Linked DNA regions of Homo sapiens: regions 1 and 3 are each linked to region 2. A link is a loop called in an ENCODE intact Hi-C map of the cell type or tissue named here. Cell type or tissue: heart right ventricle. All regions are shown on one strand. Each heading gives the region's core, and the rest is flanking DNA. Links, peaks and the distances in the headings are about the cores only. Region 1 holds the start of NAV2 (neuron navigator 2). Region 2 has its middle 11 kb from the start of MIR4486. Region 3 overlaps NAV2 (neuron navigator 2).

Region 1 (6,081 bases), core at 712-5,711, 150 kb before region 2:
CTGTGTTGTGCCCTGTTGCCCTGTGTATATCAGTTATGCCTCCCAACTAGATTATAAAATCCCCAAGGCCCAGGCCATGTCCTATTTGCCTCGTAGATCTGCCAGAGCAGGATGGAAAAAGAAAGCAATGAAGAGTGGGAAGACCGCAGGCCTCAAAGCCAGACCAACCTTGCTGGACTCCCTGCCCTGCCACCCTGGATGACCGAGAGCAAGTGGCTGTACCTTGCTAAGCCTCATCTAGCTCAATGGTTACAGCAATGGTCTTATAAATCAGGGCCTGCAAGTTCTAAGACAGTCTCTGTGTTTCTCCCTGTACAATATCATGGTTAAAGACATGGGATCTAGTGCCAGACTGCCCGAGTTCTAATTCTACCTTTGCTACTCACAAAGTTACCAAACTGGTCTTTGCCTCAGTTTTCATATGTGTAAAATGGGGATAATAACATTTATCTCATTTGATTGTAATAAGAATAAAATTAGTTTTTAATGTAAAGTCCTTAGAACAATTCCTGGCACATAGAAAGTGATATATAAGGATTTGGCCATTATTACCATTGTTATTATTGTTACCATGTTGTTACTGTCATAGAAAATGGATGTATCAGACCTGATTTAAGTGTTTCTGTAAAGATGAAATGAGATTATATGTAAAGAGCCTCACCCATCAGGCACTCAGAAAGTGGACATGCCCTTCCCTCATCTTCCCGTTCTGCCTGGTACTGTACTAGAAAGGTGATAGATGTTCTACAGATCCTTGGAACAGATTGATACCTTTCCAGGGGCTTGAGAGAATAAGCCATATCTTTTCTCATTTACGGGCTATTAATGTTGATTCAGCATGCCCCATCTCTTAGGTTAGCAATATAAATAGCTACTTTTATTAAGTGTTCCTTATTTGCCAGACACTGCACTGAACACTTTACGTTATTTTTCTTAATGCTCACAACTCTAATGGTTGTTCATGCTCATTTTTTAATAGATGAGAACACTAAAGCCCAAAGAAATTAATCAAGGTGGTCACCTAGCTAGTATATGACAGACGCAAGACACCAGCGATACCCATCTGACTTTAAAAGCTATGTTATCAGCCACTACACAACCCAATCTCCTGCCAAAAATCCCCTGAATAAAAGGGGAGTCAGGGGCCCCAAGAGAGCATTTGCCATTTAATTCATTGTTTCCTGAGTATCTTCTAATAATATATACCAAATTTGGGACCTGGAAACTACCAGATGGCCAGTCAGACACAGTCCTCATGCCATAACCAAGAGACTGTTTTGGAGGGGGAATGGGTACCCTATCAGGCAGACTGTGGGAGAAGCCCTGGCAAAGAAGGTAAAATCCCATTGGCCAAAATCACTTTGATGTCAGCTGTGCAGACAGGGATCTGCCACAGGGAAGAGCCCCCAGAACCCCTGGGCACTGGCAAACGAGGGCAGGCAGGTAAAAATCAGGGTAGTCCACTGGAAGTGGCCAATTTCCTTAGCAGTCCATCCAAACTATGTTCACCATCAGTACACAAGGGCCCATTGAGGGCGAGAGAGGTGAAATGGGGGGATTATGGACCAAGGGCAAAAGAGGGAAGCAAAGTCTTGAGGGAAGTGGACTGTTCCAGCCCCTCAGAGAGAAGCTGAAGAACATTTTTTTTCACGGACAGGGTGATGAATCACCTTTCCAGAGCCTATGCACTGCCAGTCCTCTGACAATGTTTGTTAAATGAAGGGTCAAACGGGCAAAGGCAGAACAGCTGCCTGGATATGAACAATCCCAGCATGGACTTTCCCTCTCATTCCTCGGGTGCTCCTCATCAGGCTCGAGGGTATGTGTCACCTCCAGTCCCGAGTCACTGTACTGACCTCCCACCGACTGCCCACTACACCTCATAAACCCCAAGTCCATGGATGAAGGGAAACCCCATGCAGAAGTGTACCCTGGTGCTCACCCCCATGGCAGAGCCCACTGGACAAATCCTGTACGTAACAACAGAAGAAGAGCAGAGCACAAAACCCTCACAGAGGCAGGCCCCCGGAGCACTGGAGGAAATCTTGCCTTCCTCCCACACACCATCACTCAAACCTGTCAGCTTCCAAAAATGTTTAGCAAGTGCAGCAGCAAGGGGCATGCTTATCAGCCTGGTGTGGGAGCTTAATCTGCTTTGAGGGCCTTCTCCAGCCCAGAGTTCCAAAAGTCTGCTTACAATTAGCTTCAGCTCCAGTTCCCGCATCAGAAAGCCTAGGAACGTGTTGAGCTCTAGCCTCTGATCAGAGAAAGCTCCAGGAGAAGGTGGAGATGGTGTCAGCAGGGAAGTATGTGCCAAAAAGGTCAGCTGGTCTGTTGCCATTTTCCTGACACCAGCCCCAAACCACCTCCCCTCTGGCTTCCCGCCTCTCCTAACCGGACAGTCACATCCGTCAGGTCGGCCTGTCCCCAAAAGTCCCTGCTGACTGACTGCCAAGAAAATATAGCCCCCTCCTACCAGAAGAAGGGGGAAATGGAGCGGGGAGGACCAAGAGAACCTGATTGGCCCTTGCTAATTTCTGTAAAAGAGATTGCACGGCCAGGGCTTGTCTGGATGCAGGCTCTGTCTGGAAAGGTAGGAGTCACCAATTCTCTTCAAGCCATCTCCCATCCCCACGCCCCGTCACTCGGGCTACCAACACCAGGATCTACCACCCAGGAAGGAGGGGCTTAGCTTCGGCCGCCATTCTGAGGCAGCCACCTCCACCCCCACCCCCACCGCAACAGCCAGCCAAGGCGCTAGGAGTCTCCAGCTGCCGGCCTCAGCTGGTGCACTAGTACCGCAGTCCCAGCACCTTGCCCGGAATCCCGTCACCCCGCAGGATGGGGCAGGGACAGGTCATCTTCAAGCCAAGGGAAGAGCAGGTTCACTGCCACCCGCGATCCCCTTTTCTTCCTGGATCTTACAGCCAGGCTAGGGGGCGTCGAACCCAATGGGGCCTTAGATCATTCCTTGTCCGGAACAGAATCTCTGCGGAACCGCCAGACAGACACACAGCTGCTGCTGCGGATACTGGCTTCTTGGGGCCAAGACCTCAACATGCAGGACCTCACATTTCCAGCGATGCACACGTTTTTTGAGAACATCCCGACCTTTCCTCCTCCCCAGGAAGATGCTGCAGACGTGCCCGCCATCCCAGGTCTCGAAGAGCTCTTAAGGCAAACCTCCGGCACCCGGGCCACACCCACCGGCCGGCCCACTCTCCTCGCGCATCCCCCAACCTGCCGGCCTAAGGGGAATGGTTCCCTTCCCTGGCCACATGGTAGACCCTTCTCCCATCCAGCCCTTTCTCCCACACCATCCCGAAAGAACTATTCATCCATCCTTCCAGAACAGTACCCCGGCAAACGGCATCTCTCACCTGGGTATCGAACCCGTTTTCCACCGAGCCGCTCTTCCGCAGCGGGAGCCCCTCCCCCGCTGGCTCCTGCAGCCCCTGCAGCACCTGCGATTTCAGGGGGATCTGGCTAGGATAGGTGGTCTTGCTCACCTCCACCTTGCTTCCCAACTTCAGGTAGCAGGGCTGGGGGCCCGCCCGGGCCGGGGGCACGTGCAGGATGGGCGCGGCGCTGTGCACGGGTTTGGGCAGTCCCGACTTCATTTTGGAGGCGACCAGGATGGCCGGCATCTTCTCCCGGGGCTTGGGCTTTCCCAGCACGTCCCTGGCAGCGGCGGCGGGGGCGACCGCTAAAGGCAGCGCGGGTAGCAGAGCAGGCGCCGGGCCTTAGCCCACGAGGCGCCCACCACCAGCGGCTAAAAAAAAAATCCCCAGGTCGGGGAACTCGAAGCAATCGGGCGAGCGCGCCTTTGGGGTGCCGGGATGGGAATGGGGGACTGGCCACGGCGCTCAGCGGGTCCCACCTGGACGGATGCTGCCGCCGGGTCTCACACCTCTCCTGGGTGGCCTTTCAAGAGCTCTGGGCGCTCAGGGGCTGCCGCCTCTTGCAAATTTCCTCCTGGGAAACAGAGGCTTGGACGCCCATATTAACTTGTCACTGCATCTCCGAAGTGAGGAGGCCCCTTTGGAAGAGACAGAGGCGGCGGCGACCCACGAGTCCCGTTCCGGAGGCTACGGGTCTGAGCCGGCGAGAGAAAGAGCGAGCAGCCAAGGAAGGAAAGGAGACAGCAGCGAAGGAAGGAGAGAAGAAGGGCGCAAGGGTCCCAAGACGTCTCCACCGAGAGGCAGCTGCCACCCTGCTCGCGAGCACCGCAGTGTCACCCGCGACGCAGCAGAGGTGCGGCAAGAGCCCCCGAAAGGTCTCTCTTGGGGTGACAGTCACCGCTGCCCAGAAGGCCCCCGGACTGAGAGCACCTTAGCGCCTGCGGGTCTGCACATGCTCCGTGAGCTAGATAGAGGCAAGGCTGTGGCCGTGGGGCGCGGGCGCCGGGACGCGCGGCTGGCGGGCCGGGCAGGGCTGCGCTCGGGAGCGGCCGCCGCGCTTCCCGGGAAGGCTGCGCTGGCTGCGGGGCTCAGCGCAGGGGAGGACAGGCTGCTGCCGGCGCTGCTGCGGCGCGCGCTGACAGCCGGGGCCGCCCCGGCGCGCCCATTGGTCCACGGTGCGCCAATCAGCGGCCGCGGGTCTCACTGCAAAGAGGGTGTGGCCTAAACTCTGGCCGCCGCCGAAACTCTGGGGCCGCGCTTGGCCGCGAGTACAAAGCGGGCTGGTGGCCGCTTTGCGGCACTGCCCCGGCCGCGCGCCTCCCGGGGGGCCCACACCCCTGCGTTCCTGAAACCCTTCTTTTGAAAAATGCCCTTTCGAACGCAACCGTCCGCCCCAGAGCCACGCGGGCACGGCTCGAGGGAAGTTTGTTTCCTTTTTCAAATTGCTCCGGTCACCTTAACGGTTTGAGTCTTCCGGAGTCACGCCCGCAGCCTCGCTGCCCCCATCTGGCTTGGGCAGGGCCGAAGCTCGTCTCCCGCTTTAAGAGCGCGCCAGCCATTTCTCTGCCTGCTCTTCCAGGCCGGCTGGGCGGGGGGCCTCCCAACGGCTTCCTCTCCAGTTTTCAAAGGCTGCACATTTCACTTAACTATTTGAAGTATTTATAGGCAAATACAATACGCAGGGAAGCTTCCCGCCCCGAGACAGCTCCTCCACGCAACCTACCACAGACTCTGTAATTAGAGTGGCCTGAAGAAGCCGGGAGAGGCTCCATGACCCCGGCAGGCTCTGGCCAAACCTTGCTGCGTTTCATGGAGCCCCTCCCTGTCCGCGCCTGGGACGCACTGGCCCCAACAGGTTCCTCGACTCGAATTCGCTGTTTGGGTTGCTCTGTGGTTTCCTCGCTGACTGAAAGTGGATGAGAATAAGAAGGAAACTGAGAGATGATCAGGCAGGCCAGCCTTCGCGATTTATGAATGAGGAGCCTCCCACCCTGTAGAACTGCTTGGATTAGAAGTGGGCAAGTTATTTAAGCTTACATGCATGCTTATAAAGCTTCTGTTTTCACATGTAGTAAGGTGGAGGCTTGACGACATTTACCTAATGAGCTGTTGTTTGGATTAAATGAGATGGTTGGTGCATGGCAGTCATTTAGCACAAGTACCTGGCAATGTAAGAGACCAATAAAAGCTGGGCTTTATTTTCCCTGTTGTTAAATTACTGCTGCTTTCCCCCAAAGTCATCTCTGTTTATAAACTATTTGTCTTTCTTCTTTGTTTCCAGGACACTTTGTGCCCACCCTATAGCCTGATCTTCAGTGCTGATAGCATTGATTTAGAATAACTCAGATGCTATTAACTCTGTCCCCCTGGAATTCATGTTAAACCCGTAATCCCCAGTGTGATGGTATTAGGAGGTGGGGAACTTTAGGAGGTAATAAGGTCAAGACAGTGGAGCCCTCATGATAGGATTAGCACTCTTATTAGAAGAGACAGGAGAGAGATGCTTTCTTACTGCCTTGTGAGGACACAGAAGGCAGTCTTCTGTGGACCAGGAAGAGGGCCCTTACCAAGAATCTGATACCGTGTTGGCATCCTAGTCTCAGACTTCCAGCCTCTAGTACTGTAAGAAATAAATGTTTGTTGTTTAAGCCATCCTGTTTATGGTATTTTTGTTATAGTG
Region 2 (6,081 bases), core at 463-5,462:
GGAGAAAAAGAAGTATCTGTGAAGCTGTCAGCAGGGAAATTCTGGAACATGGTGGAGACAGAAATATTTACTTTGCAGGGATAAATATTACAGAAACAGCCCTCCATCATCCAGTCTCTGGTCTAATGTAGATTTCTCGTTCCAGAAAGGTATCCTTATTGCCTGCAAAAGTGACAGCTGCAGAAAGTGTAGACCTTTTTCATAAAACAAATAAATGCAAACAAATAAACATAATATATGGAAGATTCTTTCTCACAGGCAATGGTGAAAATACATGGATTTGAGTTAGGCCTTTGTGGGTGTGTCTTTCAGATCCTTGGTGACCATGGGCCAGTTATCATGCCCCTCTAGACCTTAGTTTCCCTGGATGCTGGACAGAGCATATGTAAGTATCTTCACAACATGGCTGTGAGGATGGAGTGTGCCCAGGATAATGTCTGGTGTTTCATAAATATGGATTCTCTGTCTCATACTCATCTTCCTCTCTATAGCATGAACTTCCTACATAACCGGCAGTTCTGGAATATCTGAATCCACAAGCAGCTCCAACCAGCTGCCTGAGCTCCCTGTCTCAGGCACAGGGGTGGCTGCCAAAATGACACAAAGAATCTCAGTAACTGAGCCAAATGGCGTTTGCAAAACTCCTCAAGTTTATGGATCACCTTGAAGTTAAAGGTGGAATTTAGTCATGGTCTCCTTTTGACTCAGAGAGATCTTTACAAACTGGAGATCATTTGCTTGTCTGTAACAACTGCACATTAAAATGACCACCTTGGGCTGGGAGTGGTGGCTCATGCCTGTAATCCCAGCACTTTGGGAGGCCGAGGTGGGTGAATTGCTTGAGACCAGGAGTTTGAGACTAGCCTGGGCAACATGGTGAAACCCTGTTCTTACCAACAGCAACAACAAAAAAAATTAGCCAGGTGTGTTGGCGTGCACCTGTAGTCCCAGCTACTCAGAAGGCTTAAAGGTGGGAGGATTGCTTGAGCCCCAGAGGTTGAGGCTGCAGTGAGCTGTGATGGTGCCACTGCACTCCAGCTTGGGTGACAGAGCGAAGCCCTGTTTCACAAAAAAATAAAATAAAATAAAATAAAATAAAATAAAATAAAATAAAATAAAATCTCCTTGGATAGCTCTTCATGCTGCAGCCCAGTGTCCTGCGGTCTATCCATAGGTTGCTGACATTACAATTCACCAGTGCAAATGAGAGCAAGCCCAGAGCTCCAGAGGAGAAACACGAAGTCGCAAGTTCTTTTCCTCCAGCTGCCATTGGATGCCAGGCCACATCGAGCATTTCGTCTTTAGATGGCGAGACAGCCAGGAGGAAAATTGAAATGTCTGCACAGTGTTGTGTACATTGCATGACAGTGTCTTTGAAAAGCACATCTCATTGGGTGCACACATGTTTGCACACAGACATGGTTTATTTTAATGGTGTATTCAAAGCAGGGAGTGGGCTGTAGTAGTCATTTTACTGGCATTAATTTCTGTGGAAAAAAAAGGCGGGCTGTCAATTTATCACCATAGGAAAATCAATGAAATTTGAGCTTATTCCAGATACCTATGAAAGGGGTGGTTAAGGGAGAGATCAGTGATGCATGTAGCCCTTCCTCAGATGTCCTGACTCCTGGGTTCCTGGGAGCAGAGCCTAGCAAAGAACTGGTGTTTTCAAGACTGCTAATTACAAGCAAATCTCAAATTCAGAATGTGATCAAGCCACTACCGAAGCTCTCACCAAAGGACTCTTGGATGAAGAGGGAGGAGGGGACCTTTAATTGGAGAACAAATGGGAATTTGAATAATTTGAAAGATTAGGGAAATAGGAGAAGAGTACTTCCAAGGGTTTCGAGGCAGTGCGGAGTAGGAAGAAAAGCATGGGCTTTAACCTCAGCCACTGGGCTTTACAGATTTGATTGATGTAGGAGTAAACATATGTAAAAGGACAGCGATGGATCCCGGCAACATACTGGGCACACACTAGGCGGCCGGTGCCATTATTACCTTTTTCTGGAGAGGGGGCAGGCAGGGTCTCACTCTGTCATCCAGACTGAGTACAGTGGTGTGATCTCGGCTCACTGCAACATCTGCCTCTTGGGTTCAAGAGATTCTCCTGCCTCAGCCTCCCGAGTAGCTGGGATTACAGGCATCTGCCATCACTCCTGGCTATCTTTGTATTTTTTAGTAGAGGTAGGGTTTCACTATGTTGACCAGGCTGGTCTTGAACTCCTGACCTCAGGTGATCCGCCAGCCTCTGCTTCCCAAAGTGCTGGGATTACAGGCGTGAGCCACCACGCCCGGCCCAGTGTCATTATTACTTTTGCTGCTCATTGGCTGCGTGGCTCTGAGCAAGTCACCCGACCTCTTTGGGCCTCAGCCTTCCCCTCTGTGACATGCTCCTGGGGAGCCCGGTGGGAGGTACAGAATAGCACACGGTGGGCACTCAAGCGGCGGCGGACCTCCCGGCCCCCTGATTTCTAGGGGACGGCAGGAAGGGAACTAGAGGGCAGGTCTGGACACTCAGGCCCCGCCCCGCCCCTCAGCCCCTCTCGCTAAGTCTGGTGAGGCACCTCACGCAGTTGCTCCTCCAAATGGAAAAAGAACACGACGCCCAGATCAGAGCTCTGCCAAGAGTCTCCTTAGAAAGGCCCGGCAGCCAGCACTCTGCCGAGGGCCTGCCAGAGCCCGACTGGGTGGTGAAAATAAAATTAACAGCTAATGAGCCGCTTCCTGAGGCTTCAGGGAAGAGCCAGTGTCAGCCAGCGCAGGGTCTCACTTTTTGAGCAATTAGAGGAAAAGCAGGATTCTGTCTTGTGAGCATCACCAGATATTCCTGTCCACAGTGGGGGGAAAATTCGAGAAGAAACGCTGATCCCAGCCTCAGCCCATTCCCCCAGAGAGCGCCCCACCCTCAAGGATCACCAGCGCTATGCCCTGAAATGTGTTTATGCTTCCCCCTGCTGGTGGCTCTTGTCACTGCACTCCCCAAAGCCCCCGCCACAGAATGGGTAGGCCAGGCTTCTCACAGCCGCTCATCTTCCCTGGAGGGGTAGGGGTCGGGGGTTCAGGTGGGGACGGGCTCCTGATTGCAGAGGCTGCAGCTGGCCTCCATGTGAACAGGTGAAGACAGGGAATGTATCTAAAGAACGACATTACAGTAGCAGCTAATATTTATTTGTTCAATATTTAATTTATTAAATATATTTGCTTTGCTTTAATTGATTTGCTTAATATTTATTTGCAAGGTGCCAAGCCCAATGCTAAGCATTTTTCCTGCTTTACCTCCCTTAACTCTCTCAATAACCCTGTGAGGTAGTTATTACTATTCTCTTCATGTTACAGGAGGAGTCTGAAGCTCAGGCATGCTGAAGTTCATACATCTGGTAACTGGCAGAGCCCAGATTTGAACCCAGGCAAGCTTAACTCCAGATCTTCCATTGTAGTGGCGGTTCTCCAACTTTTGGGGGCATGTGAATCGCTTGGGATACATATTAAAATGCCCCATAGACCCGGGATTCAATGGGTCTTGGGTAAATAAAGCCCAGGACTCAGCATTTTAACAAGCACATTGGTGAATTCTGGTGTAGCTGATTAATGGATGCTACTTCAAGATTTACTGCAGCCCACCAGGTGCATCCCGATCCAAGGGCTCAAGTAGCAACCAAGGTGTTCATTTTACTTTACAGTTGTTACAGACAAAAATCGACTCTGGTCTATAAAGGTCCCTCTGTGTCAAAAGGAGACCATGACTAAATTCCACTCTTAGCCTCAATATTCACAAAGATCTAGCCTAAGTGTAATGGGGTTCCGACTCCTGAGTCCTGGCACCCAACTCTGTATTACTGGTAGAGCTGTGTTTGGGAAGAGAGACTGGGGAAGTGATGGAGAGCTGGTAGGGAAGGTGTTGTCCTGACTATTGGGCAGGCGTGGGAAATTCACTTCTTTTCCCTGGTCTTGGTTTGTCCATCTAAGCAATGAAAAGATTTCGGATCTTCTCTAAATTTTGAAAATTCTATCTGCCCACAATCCAAACTTTTGTATTTCTTTTGTTTTCCTGAGAGCTCTCATAGCAATCAAACTGAGCTATCCAGTGTCCCAGCTTCTGCTTTCTGATAGGTCCAGATGTTAATTGGGTCTCTGCTGGTAATGTATTTAATACCTTCTCTAGGTAGGTGAGGTGTCTTGGCAGGGCCTACTCCATGTTTTGAAGGTGACATTATTTTAGGACCCAGAGAAAACTCATGAGATTAGATGGATAGACAGAGATTCCTTGACATCTTACTGACCACACCATTAATACATATGATTGGCTCTGAATGGAACTTGGTTATGAAGCAACCCTGTCTTGTAGGTGCTACTGATGCAGATCTATAGACTAGGAGACATAAAACCTGGGCTCTGACCTGAGAACTATTGCTTTAGTGCTGCGTAAATCCACACCAGCACAGGGCCTTCATTTTTCTCTTCACAATGAGGCATTAGGCTTTGTGGTACATGGTCCCTTTCTTCCTGGATTCTGAGATGTATTAGATCAGCCAGCTCTGGGCAAGCCATGTGTCAGAGGTCTAATCCCTAATCAAACATCTTAGAATCCTATTCTGTTGCTGATTTAGTGCCTAAGCTCCAGGGCTGTCAAAACTTGAAACTGAAAAAAAAATATGAAGAGTCAAAAACATTAAGTGAAGACCCAATCCATGTCTCAAAGAGAGAGTTTATTGTAAGTATCTTATCCTGCCCTAAAGGATGCCCGGAGCCCCCAGAGATGCCCCAAAAGCTTGAGGCCCCAGGGGCTACTCTGCTTGTCAACAAGACTTTCCACCCTCTGAGAGCGGATTTGCCCCAAAGGGTTGGTGGTCAGGCATAATAACTTGATTCTGTCATGATCCACCTCACAGGCAGGTGCCGTCTTTCTATATATGGATGTTGCGAGACTAAATGAGAAAATATAGATAACACTTGGCACAGTCAGAGTTCTGTAACTGTGGATTGTTGTGATGGTTTTTGTTATTTTTACTAGTTAATCCTTATAAGGGTATCTGTAAAATGGGTATATTACCACTGCCAGGGAAATGGTTGGAAGATTAAATGAATGCAGTGTGGAGGCACGAGGCCCTCACCCCCAGAGGCTTAGTGCCTGCATCTCTGGATGGGGTGACACCCAGGCCCATCAATGGCAGGAGAGAAGAAAAGCCTGAAGTAGAAAAATGTTGGAGACCTCAGCCCTCATCTCCAGGAGCCCCCTTCATCATCCCCAGGGATGGTAGCCTGGGGCAGTGGGGCAGGATCTCTTCTTAGCCAAGGCCCAGTGGCAACCGTAACTGAGCCAGACTTGCAGGCTGTGGAGCCTTGGCCAAGTCACTTAACCTCCCTGAGCCTCAAGGGGGTTAAAACAGAGTGCAAGGCAGAGGTCCCATTCAAGGAATTCAATGCCAAGTGGTATAAGAAGCAGAAATCTTAGGAAGGGCTTCAGATAGCCACAGGCTATGGAATTTGGGATCCGTGGCAATTTAACTTAGATCTCAGGGAGTCCCCAAACACATATCTAAATTAAACAGAGTGATGAAGATAATTAACTTACTGATATCTAGTAATAATAGGTGCTTACACAATGTTCACTGATTAACAAGAGAAATTTACTGAATATATTGTACTAAATAGCTGATGAAAGCAAGGTCAAGTTCAAGTGGCCTTTGCTATAAGCCTTGGATTTCTGAATTTCATATATGTATGTGAAGGTTGAGGCTAGCAAACACAAGGGCCAGACAATTTCCTGATTTTCCCAAAATAACAGGTGGGCCCAGCAGTGTCCCCCTTCCCTGGTTTCCCGCCCGACTCTCCGTGACTGGTTAGGAGACGCTGCACCCAGATATCCGGCTTCACTCACAGCTGACCACACTGAGCAGTACCGTCATGTGAACAGAATTAGTCATCATTTTGATGAAAGTGAACAATCAAAGGAAGAAGACCCAACACACATTCTGTCTTTTATCTTCTATCAGAAATGCCTCTTTCTGACCTTAGAGACCCAAGCTGAAATTTAGAATCGGAAGGGATGGTTGAGGTCATCCATCCAGAATTTGCCAG
Region 3 (6,081 bases), core at 499-5,498, 550 kb before region 2:
ATGTGTCCATCACCCACTTGGCAGGATCCTCCCAGGGGGCGCGCCTTCCATAGAGCTGAAAACAGGCAAAGAAGGAACAGTCTGGAAGTGGCCCAGATCTCTCTCGTAGCCCCAGTTTTGCAGCTTTCTGAAAAACTCCCCAAATCCAGCATCATGCCTTCCCTGATGGAGTAATTCCACTTCTATTCCATGCTCAGGAAGTCATCCAAGATGCAGACAGTTCGAGGTGCTAAGGCTGAAGGCAGCATGACCCAGTGGTCTAGAATACAGGCTTTGGAGTCAGGCTGATCTAGGTTCATGTCTCAGCTCTGCCACTGACTCACCGTGTGACCCTAAACTCTGAGCCTTGATAATCCAATTTGAAAAACTGGCTTTTGGGGAAAAACAATGACCTGATTTGAAGCATTTGCCAACATCCATGGTACAATCCCACCATGACTGACTTCAAACCACTGACATGATGTCACTGGATGTGGAGTTGGAAAAAGGTGCTATCAGCTTTCAAGAGCCAGCTCTAGTACTCCATTTGGTGCATCTACCCAAAGAATACTGCCTACATACCTTGGGTTCTGGGCACCAACACTGCAGGCAGAGGTCACAATGGCCCTGGCTTAATATTTACTTTGATTTTGTATTGAGACAAGGTTTTGCAATGTTGCTCAGGCTGGAGTATAGTGGCATGATCATGCTCCCTGTGGCCTCAATCTCCCGGGCTCAAGTGATGCTCCTGCCTCAGCCTCCCAAGTAGCTGAGACTACTTGTGTGCCACCATGTCTGGCTAATTTTTAAAACATTTTTTTTTAAGAGATGGGATCTCTCTATATTGCCCAGGCTGGTCTTGAACTTCTGGGCTCAAACAATCCTCGTGCCTTGGTCTCCCAAAGGTCTGGGATTATAGGTGTGAGCCACTGTGCTGGGCTGGTCCTGGCTCAATAAAACCCCGTTTCTTGAAATGGGTCTGACTCTTACAGCCCCTATATAGAAGTGCTACTCCTTTTCAAAACAGCAAATTGCTAACAGAGGTTGCACATAGGCAGTGAAATTATGAGGGCTTCTCTCTTGTCATGTATTTCTCAAAATTCCATAATAGCTAATTGGCTCTTAAAACAGTAAACTATATTATCACTTAATTTTATGGTAAGATCAACACCATGCCTCCAAGCTCCTTTTCTTAAGCCTCAATTATCTAATGGTAAAATGATTTTAGTGACCATTACTAGCAATTTCAAGAAATACATACATTCTTTGAAGAACAGAAACCTAGACTGGCCCAACACGAGGCTCTGTATATTACACAGCTAGGTATAGGCTTTATATTTTTCTCCTTTAACACCACCACATCTTCCAGCTGACTTTGTGCCAGGTACCGTGAGAAATGCTTTACGAATACCTTGCTTAACCACCGTGCAACTCCAAGAGGAAGTACTAATATCCGTGATTTACAGATGAGGAAATAGGCCCAGGGAGGAGAGAAGCCAGAATTGGAAACTAAGTATGTTCAATTCCACGGCCCACTAGTTTGGCCCACTTGGTCCATGTGGCAGGACATGCTCACAGCCAGGGCAGTGTCACCTGTAGTTCTGCAGAGAGGACTCTGCAGGGGGCCTTAGAGCACAGAGACTAAAGAGTCCTGTGGGCCACCACGGCTGCAGTGTGTCTCTAGGGTGGCCACGGCTGTCTGTCTGTCTGTCTGCTCTCCCTGCCCTCCCGCGAATCCTGCCGTGGAGAGGGTACAGAGAGCAAGGTGCTGACAACAGTGTGAAGCTGAGCTCTGAACCAACAAAACCACGTCTTTCCAAGGGGAAGGAGCTGGGGCCACCTAGCCCCACCCCCTCATTTACCAGATGGGCCAATCAAGGCCTGAAGAGCAGAGCCCGCTGAGAAAGGCTGTCAGGCAGAGCCCGATTTGAACCTAGAACCTCAGCTTCCTTTGCCAGGCCTTTTTCCTCTCCACCCCTCCTGACTGACACCACCTTGAACAACTCTGAGTCATGTGAGCCACGTGACTCAGCCAGACCCAGAGCAGGGAGACGCGGAGCAGGCTGTTGGCCAGATATCAGTGTGACAGCCTGCTGGGCTCATTGTCCCTGCCAGCAGTGCCCATACTCCCATGACTGTCTGTGCCATCTGGGACCTCTAGCTATGATTTCTGTCAGGGAAGCTGCCCACCCTGCCCCTTCTCAGATGGGCCCATCTCTCTGTATTCGTGGCTATCACCCCCTCTGCTTAAGTCATGCAGCCTCCTATGACTCATTGCCTTCCCAGACACCAGCACTCCTCCCGTCCTGCGCTCTGGCCCAGTCTGTTGCTAAGTCTTCCTTAACCTGGGGCAGGAGTGAGTCTCAGGCCTAGGAGCTCAGTCTGGCATTTGAAAAGCAATTATTGTGTGAGCAGGAAGGAATCGTGTGAGGGGCATGAGTTTGTGTGTATGTGGGCATGTGTCTCAGGGCAGAAGAGAATGCAAAAGTGGGATATTTGGAGCAGAAGAAGGCTGCTCCACATTAGAACCATTTGTGCAATTTTGAGAAGTTTCTCCCTCTGAGGTCTTTCCCTGTGGAAACTGGGCTGCATTTCCCAAGCCAGACCTCACATGAGGCTGAACCAAACCCTCACAGCTACTGCTTCTGTGACAGCTACTGCTTCTGTCTCCACTCTACAGCCTGGATGAGGACATGCTCAGGGCTGCAGAATCACAGAGGCTAGAACTCCTGGAGCTGAACATGTCCTCAGAGATTATCTGGCACCATGGTTTTCAAACATTTGCTCTTCATCTCTGGTCCTCAACTGAGTAGACTGGGGAACTTTTGGGCTTCATAGAAACCAGCCTGAAAAAACACTCTTCTAGTCCAAACTTGTCAATTTATAGATGGAGAACCCAAGGCCAAGAGACGGGAGACCTGTCTGGGGTCTCAGAGCAGGCTGGATAATCCGATAAATGGCCCCACACTGACTCTGCACTGTTCCTGTTCCCTGCAGGCACCAAGCCTGCCCTGGGCACAGAGAAAGGCCTTTTGAGTTACCCTGCAGACTTTAGACACTTTGGCAAGTGTTTCCAATGACAGCTCCAAAGGGAAGCAGGGCTCAGGACTGAGTCATAAGACAAATGCACATTAGGTACATGTTAACATCATCTGCAAGAACAGAAAATATTTTTACAAGCCTCCTCACTTGTCACTGGACATGTTCAAGTCTGGGTGATGAATGGCTGGGTAAGTACTGTGGTAAGCAAAGGAAACATCATAAAGCTCCTCAGCTCCACTGCAGGCCCCGAGGGCAGCAGCAGAGACATCTGGACAGACAGACACAGAGGGGAGGACATTCACTTTCCCTAAGGCAGGAGAAGGAACCTGGCATCCCCACTGGGTCAGGAAAAATGGGAGCAGGACAACAGGGAGCTGAGACATTGAAAACTAAAACCTGGGCCACTGTGAGCCTTCTGACTGTGGGATGCAGGGGGCTCCTGGGAGGGTGTGCACATCACAGAAGGATGCATCGGCTGCACATTCAGGAAGGTCCTCCAAGCAGTTCCACAAGTGCATCTGCACTTACACGCCCTTGCAGTGCTACCTTATGCTCACTAGAGGGCGATATCATGTTTCCTCCTGGCACGGGTGTACCTGTGGGAGGGGCTACCTGGAAGCCATCCTCATCCCCTGATGACAGCAGGTCTCCTTACGTTCCCACCAAATCCATACTACCATGGGCAGCGCTCCATCCCAGCTCCTGGTGCACGGTAGCCCTGTCAGAACCCATTCTAGGGACTCCACCTGTTCTCAGCCTAGAACCTCACTCTGAACTGCAATGTGCTCACTTCATGGCCACTTACCCGGGTTAGGTGAGGGGCAGGTGACCCTAGAGTAGGTGTGGACTCAAAGTAACACAAAGGAGAGTAGGGAATTTTAATTTTTTAAAAATAAAGGAATCCTTTTGTCAAATGAAATCATAGGGAGAACTCCACTCTATAAAATTCAGTATTTGGTTCCCCAAGCCACCTGTGGCTTCTCAGTGGAGTGATGGGTGTCCTCAGGATAGCCTGAAAATAACAGAAGTAGCCAAGGGGCCAGCTAGTCCTGGGCACCAACACGCACTCCACCATACCCTGCTGAGTGGACATGGTACGGGGCAAGAACGTCCGTGAGCCTCAGTTTCCTCATCTGTTAAGAGACTCACTGGGCTGTCAGAACTAAATGAGATCATGCACGTCGGGCCCCTAATGGTGCCTGTCAAGTAGCAGGCCCTCAAAAAACATCACCAAATGTTCCTTCAAAACCAGAGGCATGAAGAACACAGCAAGCTTCCGCAGGAATCCGCAGTCTATACAGTCTCCTGGGCTGATCAGGATGGCGAGGTCACAAGTTTGGGGCATAGTGACTCACTTTTGAGCCACTTAGTGGGATGCAAACTCTGGCCGCCTCCCTTTGCAGCTCCACACTCTTGAAAGACTAACCTTCAAATGACCTCTAAGCACAAAGCAGTGATGACTTTTCCTGCCTCACACTGAACTAGTGAGTCTTGAGATGGGAGCATGTCTCTGCTCCCTGCCCCAGATGGCTGGGGCCTCACTTTCCCATGGTGGGAAGGACGCCCAATGATCCTCTATGATCAGCTCCATCAGCAACCTCTCCTAGGTGGGAAGGGGAGTTCCTTTCCAGCCATGCCCAGAAAGCCTTCCTTTAGGTTCAGGTCCAAAGGAGCAGGGCCTTGGCACCGCCAACCACTGTTAACCAGTGAGGGGCCTGCTCAAGTGCAGCGCAAGGCTGGAGCACAGACAGGCTCCCTGCTTCCTGGTTAATGCCTTCCAGGGCAGGGGAGGCCTTTATTCAGCAGAGCCCGTGAGTTCTTCCCAGTGACTCTGAGGTTCACTCCCCTTCCTACACCAGAAGACCACATTTAGAGCAAAGATGAAGCAAATGGGAGAAGGTGAGGTGGAATCAGGGGCAAACAGTCCACCTCATCTGCCTGCAATTCTCTTTACTTTTCTTAAGCAGCTTGGGTTTCCCAGAGGTGCTGGGCATATCACACTCCCTGGAAGCCATCAATGAGAACAGAGGAGAGAAGCTTCTGAAATGAGACAGACTGCAAGAATCCAGCAGGTAGGAGATGCTTCCACTGGTCCCAAAATAGGAATGACTGAGTGGTTGTTTGGGTCTGTGGTCTTAACAAAACCATTTGATTAAGGACTAAATTATGGTCAATTTATCCACGCCAGTGACTTTACCTACCTAGGGAGGTTCTACTGCAAAGATCTAAAATCATTCATACCTTCTTGTATGAAAGCAACAGTTGATAGAGCTCTGCTAACCAATGATTTTAGGCTGGCCAAAAGTTGCCTAATTTCTTGCTTTTTTCCTGCTTTCACAATACACTTTATTAAATATGCTGACTTGAATTTGCAATGCGTATGCTCCAGTTTAGTGAAATATATCACAAGAGGCAAAATACTTTCCTTTTCAAGCTCCCTTTGTCCTGAATGCCTCTGAAGACCATCATTGCTGCTATAAATCATAGATAGAAAATAGTTGAATACTCCTCAGTTCAGCCCTACCAGAAATGACAAACACTGACTGCAGCCATTAACTTGCATTTGTCACACACGTGCCTGTGGGTGCACACCAGTCCCTGCACCCTCCACAGGCCTACGATAGCATCTTGTGTCTCCCACTGTCCAGTACCAAGGAAACAAAAAAACTCTTGGAAACCTGGCTACCAAACTGGTTTCTGGATTATTCAGCCACATGTGATGTCTGCTGATTACTAACTGTGAGTGTTAAAAGCCTACAGAACTTCTTAGGCTGCCTCCAGGCTCAACAATAAAACTATCCCAAGTTCCAAATTAATGGTAAGCTTCCAGTTAAACCCTGGGTCAAGTGAGAAGTAAAGAATTTTTGCTTTCCGGGCTGGGCACAGTGGCTCATGCCTGTAATCCCAGTACTTTGGGAGGCCAAGGTGGGTGAATTGCTTGAGGCCAGAAGTTCAAGACCAGCCTGGCCAACATGGTGAAACACCGTATCTACTAAAATCCAAAAAAAAAAAAAAAAAAGCCAGGTGTGGTAGCACACGCCTGTAATCCCAGCTACTTGG

The links. A loop is a pair of places that touch in the nucleus more often than their neighbours do. Peaks named below come from ENCODE experiments on the same cell type or tissue, not always from the same donor. Only the 100,000 strongest peaks of a DNase experiment are listed, where the experiment ranks them.
Region 1: it touches region 2 in a loop (9-fold over the local background); 24 of 110 quality-filtered maps call a loop at or near these places.
Region 3: a loop joins it to region 2, with 4 times the contacts of the local background. A loop is called at or near these places in 16 of 110 quality-filtered maps.

What each region holds. Positions count from the first base shown.
Region 1 is chr11:19,711,262-19,717,342 of GRCh38, reverse strand. It overlaps NAV2 (neuron navigator 2), which reads right to left and starts at 4,506. Exons shown (of 38, transcript NM_145117.5): 1 at 3,381-4,506. The coding sequence starts at 3,647. LEISA1 (lncRNA enhancing IL-6/STAT3 signaling activation 1) reads left to right here and starts at 2,671. Exons shown (of 1, transcript NR_015384.2): 1 at 2,671-6,081. RefSeq lists silencers at 4,438-4,631, 4,272-4,801. In heart right ventricle, for the core only: CTCF peaks have their summits at 2,679 and 4,716; DNase peaks (open chromatin) are centred at 2,512, 4,060 and 4,622; H3K4me3 peaks cover 4,529 bases; H3K27ac peaks cover 5,000 bases.
Region 2 is chr11:19,561,072-19,567,152 of GRCh38, reverse strand. It overlaps a transcript of NAV2 not described here. Among named protein-coding and RNA genes, the nearest start is that of MIR4486, 11 kb to the left of the region's middle. In heart right ventricle, for the core only: a CTCF peak has its summit at 2,964 (motif pointing left); DNase peaks (open chromatin) are centred at 2,632 and 2,932; H3K4me3 peaks cover 777 bases; H3K27ac peaks cover 1,301 bases.
Region 3 is chr11:20,108,566-20,114,646 of GRCh38, reverse strand. NAV2 (neuron navigator 2) reads right to left here. Exons shown (of 38, transcript NM_145117.5): 37 at 1-55. Among named protein-coding and RNA genes, the nearest start is that of DBX1, 49 kb to the left of the region's middle. RefSeq lists enhancers at 1-470, 1,275-2,174, 2,175-3,074. In heart right ventricle, for the core only: a CTCF peak has its summit at 3,594 (motif pointing right); DNase peaks (open chromatin) are centred at 2,026 and 3,564; H3K27ac peaks cover 2,832 bases.